Linked DNA regions of Homo sapiens: region 2 is linked to region 1. A link is a loop called in an ENCODE intact Hi-C map of the cell type or tissue named here. Cell type or tissue: gastrocnemius medialis. All regions are shown on one strand. Each heading gives the region's core, and the rest is flanking DNA. Links, peaks and the distances in the headings are about the cores only. Region 1 overlaps IL1R1 (interleukin 1 receptor type 1). Region 2 has its middle 71 kb from the start of IL1R1.

What was found. Peaks named below come from ENCODE experiments on the same cell type or tissue, not always from the same donor. Only the 100,000 strongest peaks of a DNase experiment are listed, where the experiment ranks them.
Region 2: it touches region 1 in a loop (3-fold over the local background); 5 of 110 quality-filtered maps call a loop at or near these places.

The regions. Positions count from the first base shown.
Region 1 is chr2:102,162,153-102,170,152 of GRCh38, reverse strand. It overlaps IL1R1 (interleukin 1 receptor type 1), which reads right to left. Exons shown (of 12, transcript NM_000877.4): 4 at 5,145-5,379; 5 at 4,849-5,038; 6 at 3,872-4,040; 7 at 1,490-1,555. Among named protein-coding and RNA genes, the nearest start is that of IL1R1-AS1, 16 kb to the left of the region's middle. In gastrocnemius medialis, for the core only: CTCF peaks have their summits at 3,360 and 3,559; no DNase peak of the experiment used is centred there; H3K27ac peaks cover 704 bases.
Region 2 is chr2:102,066,487-102,076,908 of GRCh38, reverse strand. It overlaps a transcript of IL1R1 not described here. Among named protein-coding and RNA genes, the nearest start is that of IL1R1, 71 kb to the left of the region's middle. In gastrocnemius medialis, for the core only: a CTCF peak has its summit at 6,648; a DNase peak (open chromatin) is centred at 6,608; H3K4me3 peaks cover 2,186 bases; H3K27ac peaks cover 6,204 bases.

The sequences.
Region 1 (8,000 bases), core at 1-8,000:
TGCTTCTGATCCACTGTCAATATAATACATTAAAATAATTATTTCCTAATTTGAAGCTTTTTTTTGTAGATTGAGAGATCAATGCAGCCTAGGCATCAGAGCTCTCAATTACACACTTCTAGGGCAGGCATTTTCAACAGGGGCTGTGGCCAGCAGGGCAAAAACTGGTTCTTGGGGAAGAGGCAAGAAAACCTTAGATATTACATGGTTTGTGGTACTCCAAAGGGCCACAGTATATCAGCAAATATAAAAGATAACTGTGGTACTGAAATTTAAAGACAGGAAAGAGAATTAGGTGGAAGAAGACTTTTTAGACTCTAAAGGGGAACAATTTAAAACAAAAAAAGATGGTTGAGAAACATTGTTCTAGAGCCTATTGGCCCATATTTAATTTTGAGTTTTGACATTTTTGTTTCTGTCTAAGAATGTCTTTCTACCACCTTCCACCATAAATAACAAGTACAGAATTGGCCAAGTACAGAATTCACAGATCACAAGCATATACCTTCTAACCTCTGTATGGTTCTTGACTGCTGTCATGCAGTTACTATTACAGAGGACAATTCCAAGGCCAACCTATTTTGGGTCCTCTGACACAAAGAACCACTTTTTCTCTCTTGATCAGTGGTTTCCAATAGAACTTTCAGTGATGTTGGAAATGTTCTATATTTGTGCTTGTCTGTACAGTAGTCACTTGTCACATGTGGCTATTAAGCCCTTGAAATATGGCTAATGTGACAGAGGAACTAATTTTTAATTTAACTAAATGAATCAATTGACTTAATTTAATTGTACATGTCCATAACTCCATGCGCCTAGTAACTACTGCACTAAACAGTGCAGAGCTAGATGCTTGTGGGGTTCTTTCTTTACTCTTGAATAAAAAATGTTCACTAACTTGGAAAAATACTTTTCTAGAATGACTACCATCTTTGGGGCCTGTAGCCTTACTCTTCCGACTCAAAGCTTGGATCTGGTCATGAGAAATCCAGTCCTGAAATTGTAACACTGCTGATGTCTGTCGTACAATGATCAATTCTTCAGAAGTTCTTTAAGATGTCAAATATAATTTTTGTTTAATTCAGAGATAAGTAACACCTACTGTATTGATTCACTTTTACAGCAAACCCTATTTTTGTCATTAAATATTTTAACTCTGTGAAAAAAAAAAAAAGAAAGAAATCCAATCCTGTACCAGTCAATGGCATTGCTGGTTCCTAGGCCTTTTGACCTTGGTGTCTGGTTGGTGTTTTCATGGTAATAAGTGTTCACAGAAAAGTAGGGCTGGAGATATCAGACATGGCAAGATGTTTGCCATAGAGGCAAGAAATACAAAAAATTAAGATATAATTTGTCTCACTTTCCCTCCATTGATAGATTTATACAGTAAATGGCTTAGATTATATATAGTAAAGATACAATTTATCTTACTCTTATGTTTTAAAAAAAAAAAACCGATTCCAGCATACCCTCACTGAAGCCCACTTACCCAAGTCTACTTCCATTGTCTCATTAGCTGGGCTCACAATCACAGGCCTTGTGGGTTTGTTTTCCTCTGAAAGAAAAACATCCATAAGGTTTGTCAGTCTCTTATAGATCAGAATCTCAAGTGACGACAACACTTAGCAAAACATACTAAATGACTTCTGGCCAGATATTCCATCAAGTGTTCAAAGCACATATGCCAGGAGACAGGAGGCAGAAAGTGAAGGAAGAAAGCTGAGGCAGAGGCCACAGCACACTGTGAATCCCGGGGTAGAGCTAGACCTTCCGAATTCATAGAGTGGGGTGCTACTGAAAAACACACACATCACCAGGACCCTGGGTCCCCAGACAAATGCCTCTCTTAAGTGAAAGCATGTCAGCAAAGGCGAGAGTAGTGGAAAGTCACTTCCTTGAATTGGGTGTTATTGGCCAGAAGGGCTAGTCAATACTAGACCTGCTTGCATTTAATGACTGTGTTAATGACCCAATAGTGAGAACTACAGGGTTATGGAATAATGCTGTAATTTATTAAAATAGGCAAAAAAGTATCAAGAAGCCCCAGAAATTAATCTGACTTATTTATGAAAAGATTGGTTTCAGGGGTTTATCTGTGGCCATGAAGAAACTATGAGAAACTATAAAATTGAGCACTCGGTATTCCCCCAATCAAAAAAAAAGTGAACACCATGAAGGTAGGATATTCTCTGTTTTTTTCCCTAATGTATACCTATTACAGTTCCTGAAACATAGTAAATGCTCAATAAATATTTTTGAATCCTTGAGTGAACAAAAAGTGCTAGGCATCATTGGTGTGGGCCTTGGAAAGAAAACAAAATATTACCTCACTCCGAGTAGAGTATATTGTTTCTACAAATGGGATCAGAAAAGGAAACAGAGAATATCAAAAACACACTTAACCTGGCCGGGCGCGGTGGCTCACACCTGTAATCCCAGCACTTAAGGAGGCAGAGGTGGGCGGATCACGAGGTCAGGAGATCGAGACCATCCTGGCTAACACGGTGAAACCCCATCTCTACTAAAAATACAAAAAAATTAGCCGGGCGTGGTGGCGGGCGCCTGTAGTTCCAGCTACTCGGGAGGCTGAGGCAGAAGAATGGCATGAACCCGGGAGGCAGAGCTTGCAGTGAGCGGAGATCGCACCACTGCACTCCAGCCTGGGTGACAGAGCGAGACTCCATCTCAAAAAAAAAAAAAAAAAAAAAAACACTTAACCTAGCTTAAATAGTCCCCAGTGCCCAGTTCTCTCTCAAGTTCTACTTGCTGGTTAGGTTACTATGTTTCAGGAAAGACAGACCAGAGCTACCCAATGACAGGCTGCTAAAAACTCAAGAACATGGTTTGATACAAAGACCATTGAAAATTGGGATTCACTGATGCCTGTGGGACCATGGCAAGGAATTAACTTTTATTTAATAAAAATATTTTTAGGAAAATAAAGTATTATATAACTGGAAAAGTGAAGCTATTTATAGGGTGATCATATTCTGAGTTTGCTTGGGATAGTCCCAATTTATACCTGTTGTCCCAGCATAACTACTAATAGTCACCCCTATAACCTGCAAAAAAGTTCTGATTGGAATAACTCTTATTTTATTACATAAATCTTACAAAATCTCAATATTTACAAAAAGTTTGAGCATTCTGACTATCCCCTGGCAATTTGTGCATTTTGTTTCATTTTGCTGTGATATAGTTTTCAATATGAAACATGGTTAACGCAGAATTGAAAGACACAAGAAAATTAACAAGAACAATCATCCTACACCTATTAATTGCATAGCTGTTTTGCACCAAGCATTTCTTTGCACCAGGTACACAAGTTTCGTGTACCCCATATCTCTAATCTTCCCAATAACCTTGGGAGATTGCATCATCTTGTTACAGAAGAGGAAACAGGGTTAGAGAGGTTAACACCTAACACAGAATGAACAGGAGGTAGATTCTGGAAATGTGACTTATTCCAAAGCTCATTAGTGTCCACACCGATGCTTGCTGCTAGACACTGACACTCACTGAGATTCCCCAGGTGCAGGCTCTCAGAACATTCCCATATACCAGCCAGAGGGAGCCCCAGAGCTTTCAGTAAGAACCATTTTTAGCCATGCCAAAGAACAACCCTCTTAAATCAGTTGGAAAACACAGCTCATAATGTCTCTATTTAATTAGAACTACATCTGAAGCAGGAATGGAAAAACATTACATAGTATTTAGTAACAAAAAAACAAAACTAAAGCCATGTGACTTTTGTGGTATCATTGAGGTCGTCTTGGATTTGGTTTCTTCATGGATAATGAAAGTAGTATTAGAATCACAGTCTCTGGACCTTCCCAGATCTAAACCTTTTAGGGCTGGAGCTATGACTCACCTAGAGTAATAAATTCTATTACCCGGGTAATAGGATATTGCTTGCCCAAGTATGTGTAGGATGCATGACAAGTATAGTTCCCTCTATGCTTTTCAGCCACATTCATCACGATGAGCCTATCTTTGACTCCACTAAAGTGTATATTGTCAAGAAGTAGAGGTTTGCAATCCTAGATAAAGGGAGAGAGAAGCATTGAAAACCAATAACCAATAACTTTCCCCAATCTACCGCCAAAGGAGCTCCATTTTTTTCACCTTAGCAAATGTTATATTTTTAGAAAGTGACTGGAAAAGTTCCTTACATATAGTAAGTTTTAATACTGGCTTTTTGGAAACAGTTAACTATATTCCTATGACATTAAGTTTTCAAGTCTATGAGACTTGTACTATGAAGTGAAGGCCAATTTATTTTGCAAGAAAAACATGTTTGAAAAAAATGTTAACACTATATAGTTTCTTAACAATACTGCACTTCATTGATATTACGTATTTAGTACGTCTTAAGCTCTACAAGATGATTCCCCATTTAAGTTCCATCAGACTAGGTAGATTAAAGTTACCAAAACATGGGGTGTTCCATGGAAAGCTAGTCAACCCACTTTTCAGACAGTTATGGAAACTAGCAGGTTATTTGAAGACCATATCTTCAATAAAACACACATAGTATGTTTTGTAATAAATAGTTACATCTTCAATACCTTAAGCTTATAATCAGCCTTCTCTTTAAACATCTATTTCTAGTACTTTTCTCAATTACATCTTATTAAATTAAATAAAAACAACAGCAAACAAATTTCTAGTTAAGCTTCAAATTAAGTGAATGCAGTCTTACAATTCTTTTTAGGTTCCCTATCAAGTTTCACCATTAAAGAGAAAACAATATACAAAATAAAAAGGTACTTTGCAGATACATTCTATTGTCCAGGGAACTATTTTATTTTCTGGAAAAGTGAAATGTCATATTTAAAATAAAATTACCTTATACCACTGTAATTTAGGTAACTCATTATTTTCATTTTTAAAAAACTCCATATAAGGGCACACAAGTCCTCCGTCTCCTGCAACGGGTAGTTTCTGCTTAAATATGGCTTGTGCATTATAACATAAGTTAGGCTCATTCTCCACAAATTTTGCACTTATTTTAATTCTGAGGCAGTAAGATGAATTTCTAAAATAAAATAAAATAGGTAAGTTAAGCATTATTAAAAGTATTTCTGTCCTTAACAACTGCAGGAAACTAGAACATGTTTGTAACATACTAATTCCTCTCTTACCTTACCACGCAATAGTAATGTCCTGAATCCTCCACCTTAGCAGGAACAAACCAAAGTTTCTCTTTGTGTTGATGAATCCTGGAGGCTTGTTCTGTAGATACAGGTGTCTTGCTGTCATCTTTATACCAAGTTATAGTGCCTTTGTGTTCATTTGGGTTAAGAGGACAGGGACGAACATCAATTTCATTTGCAGATGACACTAAAATTATTTTTTCTTCACGTTCCTTGCATTTATCTTTAAAAGGAAGAAGGGTGGAAGCAATTTACATAAAAATCTGCCAGTGTGTCTTGATTTAATATCTACGAAGAAACACATTGATTATTAAATACATCAATTCACATTACATATAAAAGCTTTACAGCCTTGTGATAAGATCATTATCTGGGGAGTCTGAGAAGCATATTCAAGTCCAGCTGCATCACTTACTGCCTGTGTGCTGTACCCCTGGCAAGTTATTTAACATCCTTCACCCCCTTTTCACTCATCTAAAAAGTGGGGACAATGTAGGAGGAGAGACATGCCTTTCAGTACAAGATGGAGTAATAGAAACTGGATTTACCTTCCCACATGAACAACTAAAAAATGGACAAAATATATGAAACAACAGTATTCAAGACATTGAACATCAGAAAACAAAGGAGAGAAATCCCAGAAAGACGGAGAAGAAAGGAGGTGTCCAAAATTACAGCTAGGCCATGACATTGCCGAGAAAAAACACAGGCAAAGCCCAGTGAGTTGAGGAGATGGAGCTGAGAACCTGGGTAGAAAAGTTTGCAGGGCAGAGTACCCAAGTACTTAGAGCTGCATAACGACACGCAGAAAGAGTCTTGGGATAACTGAGAGTCTCCCCCAAGTTTTCAGCTGAGTATCAGTCAGTGTAAGCATATAAGAAAATGACCCAAGGCTAGAGGGAGGACTACCAAACGAACTGGAGGGAGTAACACATGGAGCACACCCAATGCTGGAAACAGTTGCTGTTCCCAACAGCCAGGGTGGAAAGCCTCATTAATGATAAGGCATCAGGCAGAGTACCCAGAAGGGTTCTGACTCAGTCATTAGGGAAAATTAGGCCAAGAATAAACTTTTTCCTGATCCTAATTAAGCTTAAAAGCAAGACCCGAAAGGATTAAACCATTTCCAAGTAACAATCATGTGGCAGAACAAAGCTCAAGAACATTCTGGGGAATACGAAAATATCCAGCACCCAACATGGTAAAATCCACAATGTCTAACATCCAAAAAAATAATTAGGCATGCAAAGAAGCAGTAACATACAACCAACGATAAGGAGGAAAAAAATCGATCAGTCAAAACTGACCCAGAAATGACACAGACAATAGGCCTAATAAATTTAAAAATTAAAATAGTTTATTACTATTGTATTCCATTTATTCAAGATGCTACAGGAAAGATCAAACATGATTAGTGAAGACATGAAAGAGATTTTAAAAAACTTTTAGAGATGAAAACAATAATGTTGAGTTACAAAAAACAATGGATGGGATTCACGGCAGATTTGATACTGCAGGAAAAAAAAAGATGAGTGAACTTGAAGACACAGCATTAGAAATTATCCAAAATTAAGCACAGAGACAAAAATAACAGAATAAAATGGGCAGGGAATTATTTTACTTAGGACAACTTCAATACATGTAATATGAATCACTGAAGAAGAAAAATGTGGAAAACAGAAAACATATTTGAAGTTTTTCAAGATGTGACAAAAATGATGTATACATAGGCCCCCATATCACAATGAACCCCAAGCAAAAGAAACATAAAGCAAACTACAAACACATAATAATAAAATTGTTTAAAACCAGTGACAAAGATAAAATCTTCTATGTAGCCCGGGAGAAATGACACAATTATTGCAGAGGACAAAGACAAAAAATGATGCAGCTTTCTTTCCAAAAACAATACAAGCCAGAAGAGAGCAAAACAATATCGTTAAAGTACTGAAAGAAAAAGTCTACCTAGAATTCCATATCCCATGAAAATATATTTAAAATTTAGGAAAAAATACTGACTTTTTCAGATTTGCCAAAGCTGTAAAATGTCATCACCAGTAGACCTGCATTACAAGAAATATTTAATTCCTTCAAAAAGCACAATATTATAAGATGAAAATGAATCTACGCAAAAGAATGAATAGCAACAAAAATGGGTAATTATAAGATCATCTTTCTTATTATTTAAATCTCTTTAAAGAAAACTGAGTGTTTAAATAAAAAATAATAAAATGCTATAAAGTTTAAAACAAATAAAGAAGTAACATATATGGAAATAATAGGGCAAAGTTCAAGAAAGGAGAAATGGGTATATACTCTTAACTTTGTATACTATATGTGAAACTGTATAGTGTTACCTGAAGGCAGACAGAGATAACTTAGAGATGGCTATTTAAGCCCCAGAGCAGTCATTAAAAAAACACATACACAACAAACAGTTATGACTAAAAAGCCAAAAAGCAAAATAAAATGAATCCTAAAAATGCCAATTAATCTAAAAGGCAGCAAAAAAAGAGAAAAAAATAACAGAATTGATGGGACAAATAGAAAAACAAATAGCAAGATCCCAGAATTAAACCCTAATATATGAATAATCACACTAAAATTTCAAATAGTCTAAACACTCTCATTGAAAGGCGGAAATGATCAGATTGGCTAAAGAAAGGCCCAACTATGTGGTGCCTAACATAAACACATACACCTACATACAGACATTTTATAAATAAAGGTAAAAATAGATTAAAAAGAAAAGAAAAATATTTGCCAGGCTAACACTCATGAAAAGAAAGTTTGATTAATTAGCTAGGGTTAACCATTTCACAATGTATACATATACCAAAACAT
Region 2 (10,422 bases), core at 2,423-10,422, 96 kb after region 1:
GGGGGATTATGAGAGAGGAATTAATAGAAAAAAAATTTGAATAAATAATGGCTACAAACCCCCCAAATACAGTAACTGTAAACCCACAGATCCAAGAAGGGCAACAAGCCCTAATACAAAAAATATGAAGACAACTACACTAAGGTACATCATAATCAAATGCTTACAATACCTGCTAAAGAGAAAATCTTAAAAGCTGCCAAAGAAGAGCAAAAAAAAGAAAAAAGAATGACAGCAGATTTCTCATTAGAAACAATGCAAGCCAAAAGACCCTAGATCAATATCTTTAAAGGGCTAAAAGAAATAATTCTAGACCTATAAAAATTTATGCAGCAAAAATGTCTTTCAGAAATGAAGATAAAATGAAGTCATTTTCAGACATCTATAAACTGAAATAATTTGTTACCAGCAGACCTGCACTATAAGAAATGTTGAAGGAAGCCCTCCAGATAAAAAGAAAATTATACCAAATGGAAACATGAGGTGGGTGGATCACGAGGTCAGGAGATTGAGACCATCCTGGCTAACACGGTGAAACCCCGTCTCTACTAAAAATACAAAATATTAACCAGGCATGGTGGCAGGCGCCTGTAGTCCCAGCTACTTGGGAGGCTGAGGCAGGAGAATGGTGTGAACCTGGGAGGCGGAGCTTGCAGTGAGCCGAGATCACACCACTGCATTCCAGCCTAGGCGACAGAGTGAGATTCCATCTCAAAAAAAAAAAAAAAGAATACGAAGCAATAGAAATGGTAACTACATGGGTACATAAGTAAGATATTTTTATTAATTAAAACATTTCAAAACATAACTGAAGCAAAATTAAAAATGTATTGTGGGTCTCATAACATATGTAGAAGGAAAATGTGCAGCAATAATAACACAAAGACCAGGAAGGGAGAAATGAAAGCGTTATAAAGTTCTTATATCATACCTGAAGCAGTACAATATCACTTGAAATTAGTCTGTAATAAGTTTCAGGTGTGCACTGTTGATCCCTCCCTGGCACAGATAAGTTGGGAAGCTCTATGATACACTGCCAATAGATTGATCATCTTAAAGCCAATTGTGCCACCCATTTGCTGCTAGAAATTTAAATGGCTCCTCATAGCCACTCCCAGTGAAATCTTCTGTCTTTAACCTGTATTTTCGTTCTTATCTGCCAAGATATGCTTTACATTCCCTGGGAAGAAATTAACTTCTGTCATCTAGGCTTCCTCGACATTTCTAGGAAGTGCAGTAGGCAATCAGGTATGTGTGGGGTGGGTGTGTACCAAAAACTTGCAAACCAGTTGCATGCAATATATGCAATGGGGTTCTGAGATCAAGAACTCAAAATATGTGTATTTGTATGAAGAATTCTAAAAGTAGAAATCTAATCTCCTTGGAAAGAGGTGAATTTTTTTTTCAAATAACTGGTAATCACCTCTTTAACATTTAAATTTTATTTCTCTTTTAACTGTGTTCTTTTAGCATGTGTTATAATTTTGTGCATCACCATAGCTCCCCGCCAGCTCACAAGCTCCTAATGGCAGGATCCCCAGATTTCCTCAGTGCCCACTATGTCTACACAGAGCCAGTGTCACAACATGCTCATCATACATATGTGTTGAATGGAAACATTTTCCTGTGCAAACTGATTAACAGAGAAACTTAGTAAAGAAGTGTTGGTCTGGATTGGATGAGATCAGAGAGTTGAAGGTACAGTGTCTGGGAGGGTGTTTAGAAGCCATCTATTCAAACTCCCACTACCAATAACTTGTTTTACTTGCCAATCCCATGGATGTCACATAACTGATTAAAGTTAACACAAGGTAATCCAGGTGTCACCACTGACTTTGCCAAGGTCCAACTCAAAAAACAAGAGAAAAATGTATAAAGAATACGCATAACACACGTTTATATGTAAACACACATATATATACATATAGAATGAAAATATATATTCAATGAGTTAGATAATTAATGAGTTAAATATATATATATTTAATAAAATGTCATTGTTTTTCTGATAATAAAAATGATGCACTGAAAAACTTCATGAAATGCAGAAATGTTTAGTAAAGAAGAAAATAAAAATCACCAAATCCTCCATCTGGAGCAGACCATGTTTTAAATGACAGCAAAATCCCTTCCTGTATTGTTTTACTTTTCTAAAAGCCATTGTGAAAATTCCTTCTACCTCTTCACTTAGCAGAAGGTCAATGAGAAAATGGGTGCTCCTGACTGGACAATGTGGTGGATTTAAACGGCCTGCAAATTCTTTGTCACTTTCGCCTTTGAAAGAGGAAGTTTGTTTTCCTCCCAGCTTGAATTTGGTGCTTCTGCTTTACCCATAGAGGGCAGAGGAAGGGATGTTAGGCTAGCTCTGGGGCAGCATCTCACAAAGGTTGAACAGCTTCCATGTCTGCACTTTTAGGAGCCCCAAACTACCATGTAAGGAATAGGCCACCCGGCTGGAGAGAATGCAGAAAGACCATATGGAGAGGCCCAGAGATGACATGGGCAGATAGGCCCAGTCATCACAGCTTGCCATCTGAGCCCAGCCTCCCCACTGTCTCACCAAAGCACCAGACGTGTGAAAGCACCATATGGAACCTCACCAGCCCAAAGAAGCATCCACAGGACTGCAGCCCCAGACCACGTCATGTGGAGCAGAACTGCCCACAGAACCACGAGAAAAGAGAAGATGGTTGTTGTTTTCTGGACTGGGGGTAGGGGAAGAGGTAGTTACACAGCAATAGATTACTAAAACAGCTAGCAAAATTCTTAATATTTGAACTTCTTTGAGAGTTACCAAAACTAAACCCAAGGAGTAAATCCTAAATTATATTGCAAACCTAGAGACCACGTGCTGCTCATCACTCACAAGATGAAAAGAACATGGGACTTGAAGTGGCACTACTGGGGCAGAGCTCCTTGGGACTGAGCTACTGAGACGTTCGATTGGAATAAGTCCCTCGACCTGTTTGCTCCTCCATCCTCTCATCATAAAAGAGGGGCATTGTTGACGTCCATTTTAGGGGGTTTTAAGAAAGGGTCAATGAAACTCTATAAAGGGAGATTTTTTTTTAATTGCATAAGGTAGGGTTGCTTTTTGCCTCTTCTCTTCTTTGAGCTTAGAGATTTGTTGACCGTAAATGGTGCTGTCAAATGAGTATGGTATGGTCTCCTACCTTGGAAAGGCAAGAGGAATTCAGACATATGTTTAAGAGTCAATATTTTATCTATTTGGCATCCAAGAAAGAGCCCTGAGTATCTCTCAGGTACTCAGAGGTTTAAGCAATTTCACTGAGATTCTGTGAAAATGCAGAGTAAGGGGTGACTAAGGCAGTGGAAGAGGCACATGGACTTCTGAGAAGCCACCAGTGCTTCCCTGTCAATCATCATCAGTCTCCTCTACACTGGAGGTTGAGGGAAGGGAGGGAAGGAACTCATCACTGAGATTTTTCAGAGGCAAATGATTAAATCTTTGTTCCTATTCCATTTTGCAGGGGCCATGGCCTCTCTTTCCACCCCAGCTTTTCTTCACAGTCAGCACTTTGCCTAGTGGACTTTTTGGTGCCAGATGAGTTTGTTTGTTTATTTGTTCACCTATTATCCATCTCCCCCAGTAGAATTTAGGCTACATGAGAATAAGAACCTTGTCTATGATGTTCACCGTATTGTATCCGTGGTCCCCAGAATGATGCCCTGAACCCTCATGAAATAGCTGTGGAATGAATAAATGCTGACACTTTTTTTCTCACATGCTTTGGCCCCAGACCTACTGCATCCAAAGTGGAGCCTTGGGAATCCGCCTTTTACTGAGTTTTGCGAATAGTTGATCCCCCAGTACATAATGCCTGGATTAAATGAAAACATTTAAGAAAAATGAGGACAGGGAAAAGGCATCATGGTATTCCAGACCCAAAGAGAAAGGGAGTTTCTATACCCACAGCCCCAGGAGCTGTTTACATTTGACTCAGCTCAAGCTCAGAACTGGCCGGGAAGGGCCTTCAGTCAGTGGGCTGTGAACACATCTTCCCAAGACAGGAAGGACTTAGCATGACATTAAACTCGGAAATGGTAAAGGAAAATTTCTCATAGTTTCACCTACAAAAAAGCGAAAACTTTTGCATAGAAAAGACAACTTGGAAAAAAAAACTAAGTTTGGCAAATCAATGAAAACTTAGGGAAAAATATTTGCAACATGTATTACCAATCAAGGTTTAATGTTTATAATAAATAAACAATTCTCACAAATCCAAGAGAGAATACTGCAAAAGACATGAATAAACAGTCCACAGAAGAAAAAAGAAAGAAGCAAAAAGCAATAAGCAAAAAGCAAAAAGCCAATAGACGTGAAAAACATGTTCAAGATTACTAATAACCAAAGAAATGTGAATTAAGATAATAGAAAAATGCCATGTTTTGGTAGAGACTAAACGATTTCTAATATTCCAGTAAGTGAGGTATAAGAAACCAGGTACATCTATTACAAGTGTAAACTATTAAAATCTGTTTTGGAGGATAAAGCGCCAAACTTTTAAAACCTATATTCTATTTGGCTTAGCAATATTATTTCTAGTTTATCCTAAACAGATAATTGCCCAAGTAAACAGTGCTATATGTAAAGTGTACGAATTTTTTTCTTTTTTTTTTTTTTTGGTGACACAGAGTCTTGCTCTGTCACCCAGGCTGGAGTGCAATGGCACAATCTCGGCTCACTGCAACCTCCACCTCCCGGGTTCAAGCAGTTCTCCTGCTTCAGCCTCCCTAGTAGCTAGGATTACAGGCACAGGCCACCATGCCCAGCTAATTTTTTTGTATTTTTACTAGAGACGGGGTTTTGCCGTGTCAGCCAGGGTGGTCTCGAACTCCTGACCTCAGCTGATTCCCCCCACTTCGGCCTCCCAAAGTGCTGGGATTACAGGCATAAGCTACCACACCCGGCCAAGTACAATGATTTTACACATTATTTGCAATTTTGAAAAATATGGACCAATTCTAAGGGCCCATTGTGGAGGATGTATAGTCCAGGTGCTTCCTCGGAAGATGGCCCTTGGCAGCCACTGGTCTAGGAGAGGACACCGGCACCATGGGGTTCAACCAGGGTGGATCTCACACCTCCTTCTTGGCACATTAAGGCATGGCATTTCTCCCTCTTCCCTCACAAGAGGTTGTAAAGCCTGGTGCCACTACAAAAACCATTTTGCCACCATAAAGGGAAAGAATCTTCAAACAAAACCAACACACAGAGGAGGGGACATACAGGGAAATGCCAAATATTATGCTAGTAGTATGGAACCCACTCAGAAGCCACTCTTTCTTTGAACTTCAGTTACATGAGATGGTAAATTTATGTAAGCCAGTTTGGGCCACTTTCTGATACTTTCAGCCAAAAGCCACATGATAAAGCCATCACCAGGGAACTGAATAAATACATTATGACACAATCTTACAATAAAATGCCATGCAAGTGATTTATTCAAGAATAAAATACCATGCAATGGATTTTTCAAGAAAGTATGCCCTATATACAGTGCCACAAATAGATGTCCATTAGAAGTCGTTAAGAGAGAAAAGTGTTAAGGAATGATATGTGTGATATCACCCTATTTAGTTAAAAAGGCAAATTGAGCTACAGATAGAGATATAAATTTGATATAAATTAGAATCAGAAGGGAAGAGGGAGCTTTTATTTCTTCCTTTACATACTTCTGATTTTTTGAGGTTTTAAATAAGTATCCCTTACTTTATATATATAAGTATACAAATATATTTCAGCTTTGGACCTCTGAAGTACTCTTGGTAGCATCATTTTAAAAATCATGATATAACACATAATGATGCCTAGTCTTCAAATATCTTAGTGTTTTTTTTTACATAAGATCAATTTACATAACCTTATCCTTATTTAACTTTTAATCCTTTTTGACAGTTCCATGTCTATCTTGAAAAAGAATGTGTCTTAATCTCTAGAAGTAAAAATAAATAAGAGCTACCTCTTAGATACACACCTTCCCCAAGCCACCCCAACCCTCAAGCCTGAGATTCCCACCTAGAAAATAAAGACAGCCATGGTATATCTTCATGAGTGTCATGAGGGAGGGGTGAACACAGGTGTTCAAAGTTTCCAGCACAGGGCCTGGGACAAAATGACTCTTCAGTGGTAGTTTTTGTTGCTATTCAATGTCCTCAGAGTAAAGGGGCCCCTTCTGGAAATTTATTTTTGCTTGGAGGTTCGGTGAACCTTACCCTGGCTTTCTATCTCTTCAAACACCCTAGAAGCAGAAAGAATTCCATGGGGCCAACTCTGGGCCTTCCCACTCTGAAAACGACACAGTCACAAACTACAGGCCCAAGGAAGCCAGGGCGGGCCCTTTAAAACCTTACCCTCATTGACTCAAGCAGCTTGAGAAGGAGCCTTGGCAGTCCTCTGGCCACTGTAATCATCTTTCACATTAGTCGAGACAAATGCCTTGGAATTTTCCTTAAACTGGGTGTCACCTCCCATTTTTGATATGAAAAGATACAAGTGAAGAGCTGCCAATGGGTGGAGTCTTGGGCCGGGTCCCCGGATACGTCAGGCTACTTTCATTTTCCAGATATGGGAGAAGAGAAAAGTAGGCCAGGCCAGGGCTGCAGTGTCCCCAAGAGGTCAGCAGCTCCAGGCTCTGAGCCTTGCTTCTGGGCTGCCTTCCAGCCCCACTCCATTCCAGTTTGCAGTAATGAATGTTATACACACACTCATACACACACACACACACACACGCACACACACATACACACACACATGCACACTGATTTTTTTTAGGAGCCGTCAATGAAGTTTTAAGTTGTTGACAATTATTGTTGGTCATCAGGCCAGCAATTCTTCTGAGTGAAGTGTTGAACAAGGCTGGGCCTCAGAGCTACACAGATGTATGGCTTCCTGAAAGCCATACATCTGTGTGTGCCTGGGTAACTTGAGAAATAGTACTATGCATGTGATAAGTGTGCCACAAAGACTTAGAAAGATAGAAAACTCCTCACAGATTTTTCACTTAAGGAGGTAATGTCCTCTTGAAAATGTTATTAAGTACAAATTAAACAAATGTTCAAGGTGCACCTACCTGACACACCAGGGGCGCCTGACAAATATTTCTGGAATGACAGAATGATTCTTTGCTCTGTGGTCTGAAGCAAATGACTTGCCTTGGTTGGGTCCCAGTCTCCTTTCTGTGAATAGAGGTAATCACACCTCCTCCATGGGTGGTGAAGGCTGAGGAAAAACGCTTTGTCCAGGAGGGTTGTGCTGCGAATAGGAGAGCAGGTTTGGGGGAGGTGGCTAACCTTGGCACCCACCTGGGCTCGCAGAAGCCAGTGGGAGGTATGAGATAAACTGCCCAGGGACCTCCTCAGCCACCCTTACATCTTATCTGCCCTGTAGCCACGTCCTCCCCTGCAGTCAGGCTGCTTATCAGGGGCTGACACCAGGCGCAGCCAACTTTGTGCTTTGATTCTTGCCAGGTTTCTTCTGTGGAAGGGGTTTCCAGCCCCCGCACCCCCTTAGCCAAAGTTTGCCCTTTAAAGTCAATCTCCGGTCACACATCTCCAGTAAGCCTTCAAACCTCACTCCAGAGCCGACTCTCTCCTCCATCCTCCCCTATGCCTTCTGCCCCCACACTAAGGCAGCAGGTTGCATTCGCCGGGCACTGCCCTGACAGGAGGGCAAGCACAGGATGGAGTCGAGAAACCAGCATAGTCACCAAGCTGATTTTTCAAAATGTGAATCTTAAAAACCTTGACTTTTAAGTCTGCCACTTGAGAGAGAAGAATTTTGGTTTTATTTTTGCTTTTATTTGTTGGAACTCTAGAACATATCCTTATATATCAAGAGCCTGGAGCATAACGTTATGCCATAAACCAGAGAGTTCCTGTTCAAGGGAAGTACACGTTTGAACCAGCACATAACACAATGAACACTGAGGGAAGATGACTAGGGTTGGGGCAGAAATGGAAGTTAGGGAGTAGGGGGCATGAGAAAACGAGGAAATTGTGTTGATTTCCAGGCTCCAGCCAGAGACTGTAAACCTTGGATTGAAGCCCACTCCACGATGGAGCCTGTGGATGGGCAACAAGGGGGTTGGCAGTGGGTAGGGGAGGGAGGGATACCTGGGAAGATGGGCTTGAGGGAAGTCTCAAGGTTCAAATCACCCCAGCAAGCTACAGAAGGGTTTTGGAAAGTTCCTGGGCTATTCCTACAAAGCACGTGCCCCACGGACCCATGCAGGGCCCATGCAGGACACACAGAAATCAACAGCACAAGGTGCAGTGACCAGGTCCATATCACTAAGCAGCTCCAATTGTGGGCAGCAATGAGAGAAGAGAGGAAAAGAAGAAAGGCAAAGAATCTTGAGCTCTTTCAAACCCTTAAGTAACCATATGTAGGACTGAGAGGACCTGAGTGACCCTGAGATGGTGTATTAGTCTGTTCTCACACTGCTCATAAAGACATACCCAAGACTGGGTAATTTATCAAGGAAAGAGGTTTAATGGACTCACAGTTCCACATGGCTGGGGAGGCCTCACAATCATGGCAGAAGGCAAATGAGGAGCAATGTCACATCTTACATGGCTGCCATGGCTTCAGGCAAGAGAGTGTGTGCAGGGGAACTGCCCTTTATAAAACCATCAAATCTCATGAGGCCTATTCACTACCTTGAGAACAGTATCAGGGAGACTGCCCCCATGATTCAGTTATCTCCACCTGGCCTCACCCCTTCACCCCCTTTTTTTTTTTTTTTCTAAGACAGAGTCTCGCTCTGTCACCCAGGCTGGAGTGCAGTGGGCGATCTCAGCTCACTGCAACCTCCGCCTCCCGGGTTCACGCCATTCTCCTGCCTCAGCCTCCCAAATAGCTGGGACTACAGGTGCCTGCCACCACGCCCAGCTAATTTTTTGTATTTTTAGTAGAGACAGGGTTCCACCGTGTTAGCCAGGATGGTCTCGATCTCCTGACCTCGTGATCTGCCCACCTCGGCCTCCCAAAGTGCTGGGATTACAGGCGTGAGCCACCGTGCCCGGCCTGGCCTCACCCTTGACAAGTGGGAATTATTAAAATTCAAGGTGAGAGTTGGGTGGGGACACATTCAAACCATACCAGCTGGAAAAAACTGAATTTTTCCACCATAAGCAGAAGTAGGGATTCATGAGCTAAGTTAAGATCAATTATAGAGAAAGAAAGTCCCATTTTGGTGTAATTATGACTAAATGTCACACTGCTATCTTCATGCTGGCCCCTTACCTTCCCTGGATGACCAGCCATCCTAGTTTGCCCAAGATAGTCCTGGTTTTAGGATTGAATGTCCTGCAGCCCAAGAGATCCCTCAGGCCTGGGCACACTGGGATGGTCAGTCACCCCACCTTCACCTGGCACCAATGCATCATCTGTCCAGGATGTACTGGAGTTTTTTTGTTTTGGTTTGTTTTGAGATGGAGTCTTGCTGTGTTGCCCAGGCTGGAGTCTAGTGGCACGATCTCGGCTCACTACAACCTCTGCCTTCTGGATTCAAGGAATTCTCCTGCCTCAGCCTCCCGAGTAGTTGGGATTATAGGCGCCGCCGCCAGGCCCAGCTCATTTCTCATATTTTTAGTAGAGACAGGGTTTCACCATGTTGGCCAGGCTGGTCTTGAACCCCTGACCTCAGGTGATCCACCCACCTCAGCCTCTGAAAGTGCTGGGATTACAGGCTTGAGCCACCACACCCGGCTGTCCCTGTTTGATTTTAAGTGGAGTGAGGAAAAGGACCATGTGGCGTTCAGACTGTTCATTCAACCAGCAAAAGTGAATGCAGTTTCCCTGCACTGAATTCTGACGGGTGAGACTGACTCTTAAGCAGATAATTAAAATACACTGTGATAAAGGGGAATGTAAATTAACGCAACAAGCGAGTGCTGCACACCTATCAGAACGGCTAAAATTTAGAAGATGGGCAAGAACAAATGTCGGCAAAGATGCGGAGCAACCAGAGCTCTCTGCGCTGCTGGGGAGAATGTGCAATGCTGCAGCCACTCGGGGGGGAATGCTGGCACTTTCATATAAAACTAAATATATGCCTGTCTTTGACTCAGTAGTTCCATTCCTAGGTGTCTACTCAAGAGAATAAAAATATCTGCCCATGAAACAGCTGTACTGCAGAGTAAGTTTAAAAATAATAGCCCAAAATTAGAAAGTGCCCAAGCTGCAGGAGAACTGGTAAACTAACTGTGGCACAGTCACACAATTGAATAGTGCTCATGATCTACTGGCGCACACAACATGGATGAATCCCAAAACATCATTCTGAGTGCAAGAAACTAGACACACACAAGCACGTACTCTATGCTCCATTTATATGAAGCTCCAGGAAAGACCTTCAAATCTATAATGATAGAAATCAAACCAATAATTTTGTAGGA